2 separate regions of the Homo sapiens genome follow, and region 1 is linked to region 2. A link is a contact called in ENCODE Hi-C data. All regions are on one chromosome and are shown on one strand. The core of a region is the stretch at or near the end of the contact, and the rest is flanking DNA. Distances in the headings are between cores, read along the strand shown. Region 1 overlaps SSBP2 (single stranded DNA binding protein 2). Region 2 overlaps ATG10 (autophagy related 10).

Evidence for each region. Hi-C counts contacts between places; a loop is a spot of excess contacts on that map. Pooled maps may share reads with other maps.
Region 1: a loop to region 2 is called in a map of HepG2, with 2.9 times the contacts of the local background. The contact joins two enhancer-like sites. A Hi-C loop is called at or near these places in 2 of 168 maps with a recorded cell type or tissue (HepG2 and chondrocyte), 5 of 37 single-sample maps with no recorded cell type and 5 of 50 pooled maps.

The regions. Positions count from the first base shown.
Region 1 is chr5:81,629,883-81,635,836 of GRCh38, reverse strand. All of the region lies in intron 3 of SSBP2 (single stranded DNA binding protein 2), which reads left to right. Among named protein-coding and RNA genes, the nearest start is that of SSBP2, 120 kb to the left of the region's middle. Within about 2 kb of position 4,601, at least 2 of the 41 ENCODE cell types and tissues checked have a DNase peak (open chromatin) inside an H3K27ac peak, as active enhancers do.
Region 2 is chr5:82,163,352-82,170,098 of GRCh38, reverse strand. ATG10 (autophagy related 10) reads right to left here. Exons shown (of 8, transcript NM_031482.5): 4 at 5,562-5,700. Among named protein-coding and RNA genes, the nearest start is that of RPS23, 110 kb to the left of the region's middle. Within about 2 kb of position 4,023, at least 14 of the 41 ENCODE cell types and tissues checked have a DNase peak (open chromatin) inside an H3K27ac peak, as active enhancers do.

The sequences.
Region 1 (5,954 bases), core at 3,352-5,851, 530 kb after region 2:
CGAGGCGGGTGGATCACAAGGTCAGGAGATCGAGACCATCCTGGCTAACACAGCGAAACCCCGTCTCTACTAAAAAATAGAAAAAATTAGCCAGGCGTGGTGGCGGGCACCTGTAGTCCCAGGTACCCAGGAGGCTAAGGCAGGAGAATGGCGTGAACCCGGGAGGCGGAGCTTGCAGTGAGCCGAGATTGCACCACTGCACTCCAGCCTGGGCCACAGAGCGAGACAATGTCTCAAAAAAAAAAAAAAAAAAAAATTGCTTTCTACAAAGTGGGTTATCAAGTTGTCAATGTTAGACTTCTGTATAGGTAATTATAAGCGTTGGCATGCCATTATAGCTTCTTCAAACCCTCACTTTTCCTCTTGGGGAGATTGGGAATGGGAGATAATAATCTGATTGGCATCTTTTATGTAATAGGTCAATCTTGTTCCAAAATAACAGCTACTCATCAAACTCAAAACTCCCAAGAACAAGGGGGGAATAAGTTACAAATAAGCAGTTAGTGAAATAAGTTTATCTTCATTTTCTTGTACTGGAAAAGCATATTCATGAGAAATAGTGACCTGATACAGTGCTCAACAGATACTGAACTAATCAAATGGATTTTTTTTTTTTTGCCTCGAAGAAGTTATGTTCATACCTTTATATTTCTTTGTATTTCTGCCACATGGTAGTGGTATCTTTTAAAGTTTCATTTATTCATAGGCTTTGAGCCTGTTTCTCCATGCAAACCTAGAAGGTTTATTGCATTCTCTCAACAAATACTTACTCAGTGTCTTGTATGGGCCAGATACTATGCTTGATACTGTGGACACACCAGTGAATAAAACACACACACATCCCTACCCTCTTGTTGATAACAGTCTATAGGGAAAACAAATAACGAAGTAAGCAGTGAGAGAGACGTATTTGAAGGGGATATGCAGAGTGCCATATAGGCACATGCCAAATACATTTCACCTGGAAGAGCTGATATCTAAGCCAAGGCATTAAGTAGATATAAGAGTTGGCCAGAAAAGCATGGAGAGATAGAGAAGGGGGATGTTTTGGATCAACCATACCATGTGCAGAGACTTAGAGGTGAAAGGCAGAGAGAGTATAGCACATGGGAAGAAAAGAAAGAAATTCATTATGTTGGAAATTGAGGTGATAGAGTGATTAGGGATGAGGCTGAATTTGTAAACTGTGAATTTGAATTGAAATATAAAGAGAATACAATGCAGTTTTTAAGCAGGAGAGTAATACTGTTTATTTACATCTTGTCAAAGAAAAGAGTAAAACTCTGTAAAAAATTTGAAAAGATTTATTCTGAGCCAAATATAAATGACCGTGGCCCTTGACACAGCCCTTGGGAGGTCCTGAGAACATGTTCCCAAGGTGGTCAGGGTGCAGCTTGATTTCGTACATCTTAGGGAGACACGAGACTTCAATCAAATACATTTAAGAAATACATTGGTTCAATCTAGAAAGACAAGACTACTCAAAGCAGGGGCTTCCAGGTTATAGTAGATTTAAAAATTTTCTGATTGGCAATTGGTTGAGTTTATCTGAAGACCTGGGATCAATGGAAAAGAACTGTCTGGATTAAGATAAGCAATTATGGAAAGCAAATTTCTTATTACGCAGATGAAGCCTGTAGCAGGCTTCAGCGAGAATAGCTTGTAAATGCTTCTTATCAGATTTAAAGTCTGTGTTGATGTTAACACTGGAGAATATAATGAGGCAAGTCCCACTCCCACTTCCTGTCATGGCCTGAACCAGTCTTTCAGGTTAAATCTTAAGAGTGCCCTGGCCAAGGAGGAAGTCCATTTAGATGGTTGGGGGACCTTACAATTTTATTTTAGGTTTACAATCTTAGCCATGTCACTCTAGTTCTATAGAATAGATAATGGATGGAACACGAATAAGTCCAGAAATAGAGGAGCACTTAGAAGGCTCGTGCAGTAAGGAGTAGAGAATGGTTACTTGAACTAGTGTATAATCATTGCGGAGCAAGAGAAGTAGAAGGATTTGAGGGATATAAGCTTGAAGTAGAAATGGTAGGATTTGGTGAAGAGTTCAGCTGTTAAGGCCCTGTGCTGAAACTGAAATACATACCATCCAAGTGGAGATGTTGAGCAGGCATCTGGTTACATGGGTCTGATGTTTAAAGGAGAGGGAAATGAAGCTGGGTGCAGTGGTGCGTGTCTATAGTAACAGCTACTCAGGAGGCTGAGGTGGGAGGATCACTTGAACCCAGGTGTTTGAATCCAGCCTGAGAAACATAGCGATACCTCATCTCTAAAAAAAGAAAGAGAGAGAGAGATGGTTGAATGGTATTACCCATGAGTGGGGAGGGAAATGAGCCTTGTACAGAAACCTTGCAATATTAACATCCAAGGAATGAGGAGGAAGAAGAGGCTGTAAAGGAGAAAGAAGGTGGCCAGGTATGGTGGCTCATGCCTGTAATCCCAGCACTTTGGGAGGCTGAGGCGGGTGGATCACTTGAGATCAGGAGTTCGAGACCAGCCTGGCCAACATGGTGAAACCCTGTCGCTACTAAAAATACAAAATAAGCCAGGCACTGGTGGCAGGCACCTGTAATCCCAGCTACTCAGGAGGTTGAGGCAGATGAATAGCTTGAACCTGGGAGACGGAGGTTACAGTGAGCTGAGATCATGCCACTGCACTCCAGCCTAGGTGACAGAGTGAGACTCTCTCAAAAAAAAAAAAAAAAAAAAAAAAAAAGACAGAGGCTCAGCTAAAAAGGTAGGAGGAAAATCAGGAGAGTGTAGCATAATAGAAAACAAGAATAAGTGAGGGTTTTCTGAAGGAAGAAGAAAGGTCAGTAGTGACAACTGTGACTGCAAGGTAAAGTAATCAGAATGCATATGTCCTTTTAGGATTTAGGGAAAGGCCATCAATGACTTATAAAGCTGAGTAATGGGCTAGGAAACAAGAATGTTTCAGATTCAGAAGTGACTGTGAAGGTAGGAAGTGGGAAATGGTATATAGTCAACTCTTTAAAATGGTTCATCTATGATGAGAAATGATACCTGGAGGAATAGTGTAGGTTAGAAAAAGAAGTTTTTCATTTTAGATGGGAGAGACATTAGCATGTTTAGTGTTTAAGAGAAGGAGACAGTAGAGGGGCAGAGTCTGAAGATACAGGGAGAGAGGAGATTTTAATGGTTTAAAACCCCATACAAGGCCTGAGAGAAGGAGGTCCAAAGCACAAATGCTGGGAAGTGAGAGGGGAGAGGACCATCTCTACCCTTGTGGCAAGAGGAGATGCAGGAATGTTTGTAGGTTTGATGTCAAGAAGTTCATTTCTTCTATTCCTAATAAAATACTGTTCCTTATATGTCCCTGCCTCCTGCCAATCTGGAATATATGCATAGGGCTTTCCTTCTGAATTTAACAATTTTTGGAACCTAGATTAAGGTCCTTACCCCTAATATCGTATCTTCCTCAAGCCTGCCACTAACTGTCTAAATGCATGAGGAATTTCCCATGGAGTATTTTGCATTTGACTGGAAGAGAGGTTGGAATAGAAGACAGAATAGAAACGAAAGAAAAGTTTAGGGAATGTGCAAATAAAAGGAAGCGTTGTAAAAATTATAGTACATTTGTTCTTGGGCTGTTATTACACATTTAATAATGATGAACACTATATAATGACAAAAGAAATGCGTAAGACATTTTAACAAAGCAGGACATAGTGTTGCATGTACAGTGTAGCATAAATGGGTATTAAGAGAAAAAAAATAATTTGTTTTAATATGGTTGGATTACAGATGAGATTTTCTTTCTGCAAATATTTCCATTACTTATAAGTAGAGGTTTCCCCTCTATCTTCCCAATTTTCTACAGTATGATCATGGTGTGTGTGGAGTTGCAGGGTGAGGCAAGGAGAAAGGAAAACATGTGGATTCAGTGTCTCAGCTCCACTACTTATCATTTCAGCAAGGTTTTGTTGTTTTCAGTCTCAGTTTTACCATCTGTAAAATGATGATGAGTCAAATTGATCTAGGGTTCAAAAAATTAGTTCTTATTCTGATAGCTTTTCTTTTTCCTCTGCAAAATAGGATGTGAGGGTACTGAGGGTGGTGGTGGTGGTGATGATGATGATGAATTTTTAAGAGAGTGAAGGATAGTCTTTAAAGAAAAGTTTGAAATAATTCTAAGTAGACCCAGAGAAAGAACTGAGTAGGCGCACACACAAAATATTGCCAGGCAGTGTTTAAATCCTAGTTAATATTGTAGCTTATGAATGCATTGTGATGCCAGTATGCCCAGGAATGTGACTTTTCTGCAGCAGCAATTGGTAGTCCATGTATTTACATGGACAAGCTAGGTGGGGTGTTTTTTTTTTTTTTCCATTTCTTCTATTAAAAGAATTTCTTACTCAGTACGGTTTACACTCGTCTCTTAGCATCTTTAAGAGGAAAAAACAAAAGCTCTCTTTGAGTGCCATGCACGTGGTTTCCTTGGAACGTTATTTAATGCCATCATGTTTTTAATCTTTCTCCTGAAAGCATGCCATACTAGAAGTCCTATGGTGAGTGGAACCGCACTTGGTCAGTTGTGGTTGTGGGTTTCCCCTGTTTGTCTCACATATGTAGGGCAGGAACAGGTGCGGTCTTTTGGTTCAGAGTTGTTCCAACGGTTCACTACAGTTAAGCACCATCATTATGCTGTTTTCCTGGGGTTTAAGACTGGCATTTTGTAAATAGTATAAAATTCAAATTTTCTTTTTATATAGTATTTATGATATCCAGATCTAGCCTGTCAATACTTAATTTTTTTTCCAAATGTAATTGAGTGTCCTCACCTGTTGACACCTTTTCATTTTGTGTGTTTCCAGTGAAGTCTACAAATGGCATAAGAGACCATTTTAGGAGTCTGACTTGGATCAGTGGGTTAACAAAGTGACGATTTTAAGAGTGTTCTATTGTAGCATTAATTTTGTTTCTTACACCTCTTTCTCTTTTACATGCTTTCTCATGAATTTAACTTATTCCTACACTGTAGATGTTTGGTAATAACTTACTCAATACTTTGGCTTTTTGCTTCTGTAGCTTTTTTTTTTTTTTTAACCTTAGCTGTCAGACGGTGCAGCTTTTAAATGTGCCATTTTTTTCCTTTTTCTGTGGCTCTTAGATTCAGGGGATCCCTTCTTCCATGGCGTTGGTATTTTAAATAACTTAATTTTTACTCAGCTGTAGATACCAAATAAGTAAGTAATGGGCACATAAATATTTTTAGATTATATTTGTTCAGTTTAAATCTAGTACATGCTAAATATATAGGTACAGTTTTTTAATGTTTTATATTTTTTCCCCTAAAGCTACTGACATACTCTTTGAGATGCCTCCTTCATCTATATAAATCAATGATTCTTAATAGTTTTGAAGTCATGGGGTCCTCTGAGAACTGATGAGAGCTATGGATCTCATCTTTCAGAAAAATGCCCAGATCTTAAGCTTCCCTGATTATTGTGTTTCGCTAGCCATTACCATGGGCTTTAAATCCAGCAGATGCCTGACCTTCTTATCCTTAACTCTTTCAACCTGGACTTCATAATCTGTGCCCTAGGTTAGGGATTCAGGACTCTAATAATTGTTGCCTTTTTATGTTGACCAGGAAAGCTGTTGCTGCTGTTGAGGTCTACATGATTAGGATAACATGCATTCTTCAGGAACTTACTGCTTGCTCATTTGCTCAACCTAAGAGTCCCTGCTGGATGGACCAGTTGTTAATTTTATGACTTCTTCTCATTTCCATTTTTTAATAGAATATTTTAAATTAGAATTGTTCTGTTGTTTAAGCCTTTTCACCAAATATTTACAGAGTGCAAAACTTGTTGTCCTCAAGGGAATAAATAGCAGGAAAGATAAACAATTTAAAAGTATTAAAGCAGAAGTATGTACTGGTTTAATAATAATGTATTATAGACTTGATATTTGCTAAG
Region 2 (6,747 bases), core at 2,774-5,273:
TATATGTGGCTAAGCAATATTCTGCTTAGAATAAACCTTTTGGCTAACTAGCTATCTCTGTAGTTTTACTTCCCATTTCTTTAGCACCTTTCCTTTAGTACATTTTCAAAACAGGGCTTGATTTTTCAATGAGATTCTATTGCTATCATATGTTCTAACCCAGCATGTGACTTCTATCCTAATTCCCCAAAATATTTCAAACATTTACATGGCTCAACAAATAATTCTCACTAGATTTCCTCTGTTATTTGGACTTTTCAGTTTGAATATATTTGTATTAGTTAGATAACTTTTCATTATTCTTAAAAATAACTTTCACTGTTTGCTCTTCAAATTCATTTCAATCCCTAGAATCTCTTTTTAATTCACCAAAATTCATGTTATGGTTCATTATCATGACCTTGGCTAGATTTACTGTCTACATAAACATATGTGTAACATAAATATAAATACACAAACTTTCTTAAAGATTCTTTACAATTAAGACTCTAAATTAAATTATCTGTCAAATAATTTTCTATTTTCTGCTCACTGTAGTAATTAACTAGAGTCGTTTTTGCCCCAGTCTTAAAATACTTCTCTAATCCACTATTTTTCTTCCTATTCAACAAGCTGCCTTAACCATAACTCTTACCGTACTTGCAATAATACATCTTTCCCCGAAAATATGTTCTTTCCAACTCATTTTCTTCATTTTCTCTAAGAGGTTATTGTTTTTAAATTGTTATAAAATTAATAACAACAACAATGAAAAAGCCAAATCCTTTTTTTTTTTTTTCCAAATTTCACTCTCACCCTTCAATTCCTTTTCTTTCTGTTTTACTCAGGCACAATTTCTAGGACATCCTTCCTCTGGTCTCATTCACTTCTGCTCAAACTCTTTCACTTTTTCTTTATATCTTCCAACCCCTTCCTAACCATTATCTCTTCCATAATTTGACCTCAACATATCTTTTCAACTATTTCTTCCGTAAGTCATCCTAAGTTAGCCCCTACTCCAAACTGGTCCTTCACTGTTCTCCAAATATGGTGGGCTCTCTCCAGCCCTCCAGCCCCCATAGCTTGGCACTCACTCTCCTCCCCTTCTACAGTGCTTTTCCTAACCTCTTCAAGAAACCCAACCTGTGGCTGTCCTCTACAAGTTGTTGGACAGAGCTATGGATATTCTACTTTTATTCTTCGGCTTCCTCCAACCCCCATCTTTCCTGTTTTGCTGTCATTCTCCTCTATGCACTCCAAAGATGTCCTCTTATTGCAAACCACAGACAATCCTTTTCCTGCTTGATGATTTATATGCTGCTTTAATTCCAAACTTTCCATTATTCTTTCTTTATCATGGCGTTTATCTTAGTTTGATTCATGCTGCCTTTGAGAAGGAACTATTCTTTGATTATTTCTTTTGCCCTGTTTCTCCATGAGCATCCTTCAGGCCTACAACAAGTGGACAAATCTTTCACATGAAATATTTAGGCTACATTTTTAATTCTATACCCTTTTTTCCTGGGCCAATAATAGAATGGTCTCCATAAAGGACAGCCATTCCTTTGCTGAATGGAGGAAAAGATTCCTCCTCTATTCAAATGCAGCCCTGCTGACTAATTAAAGAAATATGTCAAAACAGCTCCCAAGAAGAACCCATATGTCATCCAAAGAATTAAATGTTTTGAAAATAAGAAGAACCACTTGGTCCATTTTTCAATAGAGACTGAGAACAAATGAAAAGAAAGAGATGAATCAGAATTCAAGATGAAATAAATATAGAAATCTCTAGCTAAATGTAAGGAGAAAATATTTAAGCCTAGGCCTCTGGTAAGGCAAAAGGCCATTATGTATGTGCCTAAGGGTTTTACCACCTTTGTAACATTTGCCACTAGCTTTTGATCAAAGCTGAGCCCTCAAAAGGGAAAATGAGACATAAAAAGGTCAGGGAATAAGAATGGTAGGGAATGGATAGAAGGCTTTGGCATGATACAAAAAATTCTTTAATATGGTATGCTTCAAAAACAGTGGGAAAAAAAGAAAAAAAAAACAGCATGCACTTGAAGATGTCAATGCTTTGTGGGAGTGGATTTACTAAACTATAAGGCACTATTCCAATGTAGGCTATTTATTATTACTCAACAGACGTGCAATTATGTCTCACCCTCTCCTGAGTGACAAAGGGTATTAACTGTGTCCCACCACCTCTCCCAAACCTACAATGACAAAAGTAGTTAGAGAAAAACAGAACATTGGGATGGAAGGGCTTATTTCTTCTCTTAAATCCACGTTGCCCACTTGGTAACTGAGCTCCTGTACACCAAAGTAGTAGAAATGAGAGGCAGAAGCAGAATGCTGTCTCAACTTGGCTGTCTGCCTTCAAGAATTAAATAAAAATACGTGTTTATAGAAGTGGAACAGCTGCTTCAGCTAGTTTGGATACCCACTTTTGAGTCCTCAGGATGTTCTATTTTTCTAAGTCCACTACTCCTATAGTCTCTGAAAAGTATCAGACTAAAGAGTAAAGATACATAGATGGTTTGGGTCTTAGGTCTCCTGGAGACAACAGAATTACTTCCTCTTTCAAAACCTGGCATAGCAGTTGAAGTAGGCACCATCACAATGTTTCCATTCTTGGGCTGTATTTTTTAAATGACTAGAAATTCTTCTTTATCGTTTCACTTAACAAATACTTGATGCTGTGCCACAGCTGAATAAGCCATATATATACATACATATATCTTATACATGTATACACACAAAGCCATAAATAAAGCTTCTCACTTTGTAGGCACTCAGTATCAATTTCCTTCACTCTTGTTTTTATCTTGAAGCTCTATGTTCCAGCATATCATTTTATAGATATAAACAAATATTTCTGCTATAGTACAAATTGTGATATAATAGAATATATGATATGATATGACATGACATGACATGGGAGCGACAAGAATAGATGGCATGTTAACTGAGTCTTGGGCTACTAGTAATTGGCCTGGTGGAAACTGGACCATATAAAGAAAAGGAATTCAAAGTCTAAGGGATTTGCATTTCGAGAACCAGAGTAAAGATTTCTTCTGAAATCTAAACAAGTTGATACAAGAAAGGGTAATGTAAATTTAAATGGAAACTATTTATTACTTGTTTTGCTTTTCCTTAAAAAAATAGGTACAGGGAGAAAATTTAGAGCAAAGCAGAGAAATTAATTTGTACTAACAATCAAATGCAAAAGAAATTATAAATATCTGTCAAAAACAAGGCTAAGTGAACTATTTTTGAAGCAACAACAACAAAAAAAGACCCCTGGGCAAGAAATTTTACAGTCATCCTCTTTCTAGGTCGGAACTCTCTTAGAATGAGACAAAGAAAAATCCGGGCCTGGAATAAGAGGAAGACATTAGGAATCCTTTCACCACACTGACAGAGATTTGTTTAACAAACAGATGAAGGGCCAGAGTAATCAGATATCACAGGAAAAAGTAAGGAGAATAAAAAAGACTGGGGGGGGAATAAATGAAAAATTGTGACTCCAGAGTAAAGGTTGATACATTTTAAAAATATCCATGAGGTTAAGTTAGGTGGAAAGAAAAAATAAATTATTAGAATATGATAAAGGAAAGAAAGAACCATTCTTCATGTTTCTCCACCAGAAAACATTCAGTATGCTGCACAAAAATTAAATTTGATATTTTAATGTACCTGAACAAGCACTAAATGAATTCTGGGCCAAAATAAAATTTTAAATTCCTAATACCCACTCTACACAACACAAAGCAGTGGTGGTGGGGGGCGAATGCTTCTACATAAAAACAAATGACTTGTTTTGGTTTACCTTTATAAGGCATAAATGGAGGGCATTGTAAAAGTATACAAATAGAAGCCAAGAATGTTAATTGTGTTTTTTTAAAAGAATAGAAAATCGTGAAGAAAGGATCACAGAAACTACACCAATGTCATTAAAATATAATTGGACTTGCAGGAACAATTACTGTGCTGTACTGTAAGGGGAGCTGTTGGCACATAAGAGCAAAGCACACATATGAGCTCATCAGCAGGCCTTGGCAAGACCCACTTCCAGCTAGAAGCAGTCATGTTTCAACACCTCTGATTCCCTAATGCTGACAAGCTAAACAACTTGTTTTGTCTCTGGGAGCTCTTCTCTGGTGATTAACTGCTTATGGTGAATACTAATTATATGAAAGTACAGTATTGAAGAAGTAATGTCTTATTTCCTCTACCTGCAGCCTCGACTTGTCTCTGAATCTAGAAGGCAGAGCCATTGCAAACCAGAACCAAGAAAGACATTTTCCTCCCCCTGAATAAACAAATATATCTCCTACTTTTTAGTATAGCACAGCTCACTGACAAGAAACTTCCTTTAACCTCTGGGCTCCAAACCAAATATAATTACCATAAAATGAGTGTTTTAAAGGCTTGTAATAATTATATGGATAAATCCACAGCAAGAGTTTGTGAATTAGTGAACTATCAGTGTCCTCCATTCCCCATGTCCCATGTTGAAAATTTACCCCAAATTGTCAGTTCTTAGGAACTGCACCTCAGATTAAAATCTTCTCACCAGGGAGTCTATGAGAATTTCTTCTTGTGTTTTAAATCCTAAGTGCTTGTTAAACTGCCAACACTGCAAAATTAGAGACCATTAAACAATATAACAGCAAGTGATTAAATCTACCAAACATACATTCAAGCAGCTTAAGCTACTTTTGAATTAAAAATAAAATATCATTGGCTAAATTCAGATGTCTTAGCTATCCAGAAAAAAGTCAGAAGGCTGTTCAAAATGCACAATGCTGCTGATAAGGCCAGATACAAAAGGAGAAATAGGGCAAGGGGTTGGCTGAACAGGAGGCTCATCTTGGTCCCTGGGCCTGGGTGGCAGCACATCCCAATGCTGACCCGGTTTAGGCAGTGGACTCTAAGCGGGAAGCCATGGCTGTGCTGCAGAGTGAGGACGCCATGTGGCTGCTGATTAAATAAGCTTTATTAGCTAAGGCCTCCAAGGAGACAGGGTATTCCACCTTCTTGGCAGGGGAATGAGTTGAGTAACAGCATCACAGGAAGCTAAGGCATTGGAGATGTATAGATGGCTGAAGGAAATGTTAGTGCTATTTTTAAATACAGCTTAAGCTAATTGATAAACATTTCTTAAAATAATTATTAGCTTTTGGGGAAGGAGGCACAGGAGCTTCTGAGTTAATTGGATCATCTGAGATTAAAATAAATTTTTACTGTAAAGTTAGAAGTAAATAAACATTGTAGCTTTAAGTTGTTCCTACTTGTTTAAAGTAAAGAAAAGAAAAAGGGCCAGGGGGCTTAGTCAACTTCAGGCAAAAGGCCAAGAATCTGAAGATCAGACTTAAGGCTGAGATGATATCATTCACGCTGAAGTCTTGATACCCTTTCTGAAGCATGAGAAAATTTAGTGGTAAAACCTTACCTCACCCACAGTTTTCTCATTTTTAACTCTATTTTTTTTCCTCTGGAGAATAATTTTCCAAATATGCTTTTTGCTTTATATGTAAATGTTATAAATTTACTTTTAGCTTCAGACATGTTCTTACCTAAAAAGCTTGCCCTAAAGTAAAGTACAGGCACTTGGTAGCTACAGGAATATAAGACATGATACTCATATTTAATCACTTCGGACGCTGCTGCAGTTTCAATCACTTCACAATCATCCAAGGGTAGCTCGAAAGCCTCCTAAAAAAAAGCAAAAACAAAACGAAAACGGGTTTCTTAATAAGAAAAGTACTAACATGGAGAGGAAAAGAGGAGATTTTCTTCTCACAAAATAACAGTTAAATAAATATAAGGCTATGAGGCAAGGAAAAGGGAGTTTCCCATATTAATGTTTAACATTTGAGTCCTGGGTAAATAGTAAAACCAGAAAACATTAGCATTAAGTAATTCCAGATTGTTTTTGAGACACAAAGAGGCTCTGGATAAAGAAAAAGGAAAAAAAAATCTGAAAAGATCTATTGCCTGAAAAATCTTTACTGTACAATTTTAGCAACAAGATGATGGCTATATAAGCTACCTTCTTCCCTACCTGTGAAAGCTAAAAACATCCTAACAATTGAACAAGAGGCTGTGAAATGTCCCTAAAGATTCTATTGTACTTGCCAAAAGATGATTCATTGTGTGCTGAACAATTCCCAGTTCCATTTTGAATAAGAAAGTTATTTTGCAAGAGGTTGAATTTGTTAGGTATATTTCAAAACCTGAGATGATTCTGTTTTCTTCATTATTGTGCTATCTTTGGTATATTTCTACAATAAATCTTGATTTATAATAGAGTAGATGGCAAATATTAATGTCAACTTGAACAGAGTTTTGTAAGCAGAGATGATGATAGTCATCTCACTTCTCACCTGATCATTTTTTACTGGTTGATTTTTGTGTGTGGGGCTTTTAAAAGAATGTACCTTACTGTTTAGAAGCAATTAATTGGACATGTTGAGTCAGACCCTGGTTCCATCCACTTTCACTTATTTATTGGGGTTGAAGAATTTCCTTTGAAATTAAATTAGTACTAGAAGGAATGAAGCAGGTTGGTTTAGCTCATTTCTACCTCTCATTAAAACAGTAACAACAATGAACAATCAGAAATAACTAAGGAAAGATTTCATACTTTATCAATATGAAATAAGGTTTCCTGTGGAGATAAGCAAAGCCCCAGACTACTTTCAAGATCTGTATCTCCTTTACAGATAATTCTGTAATTCCCTACTCACAGTCAGTTCACTG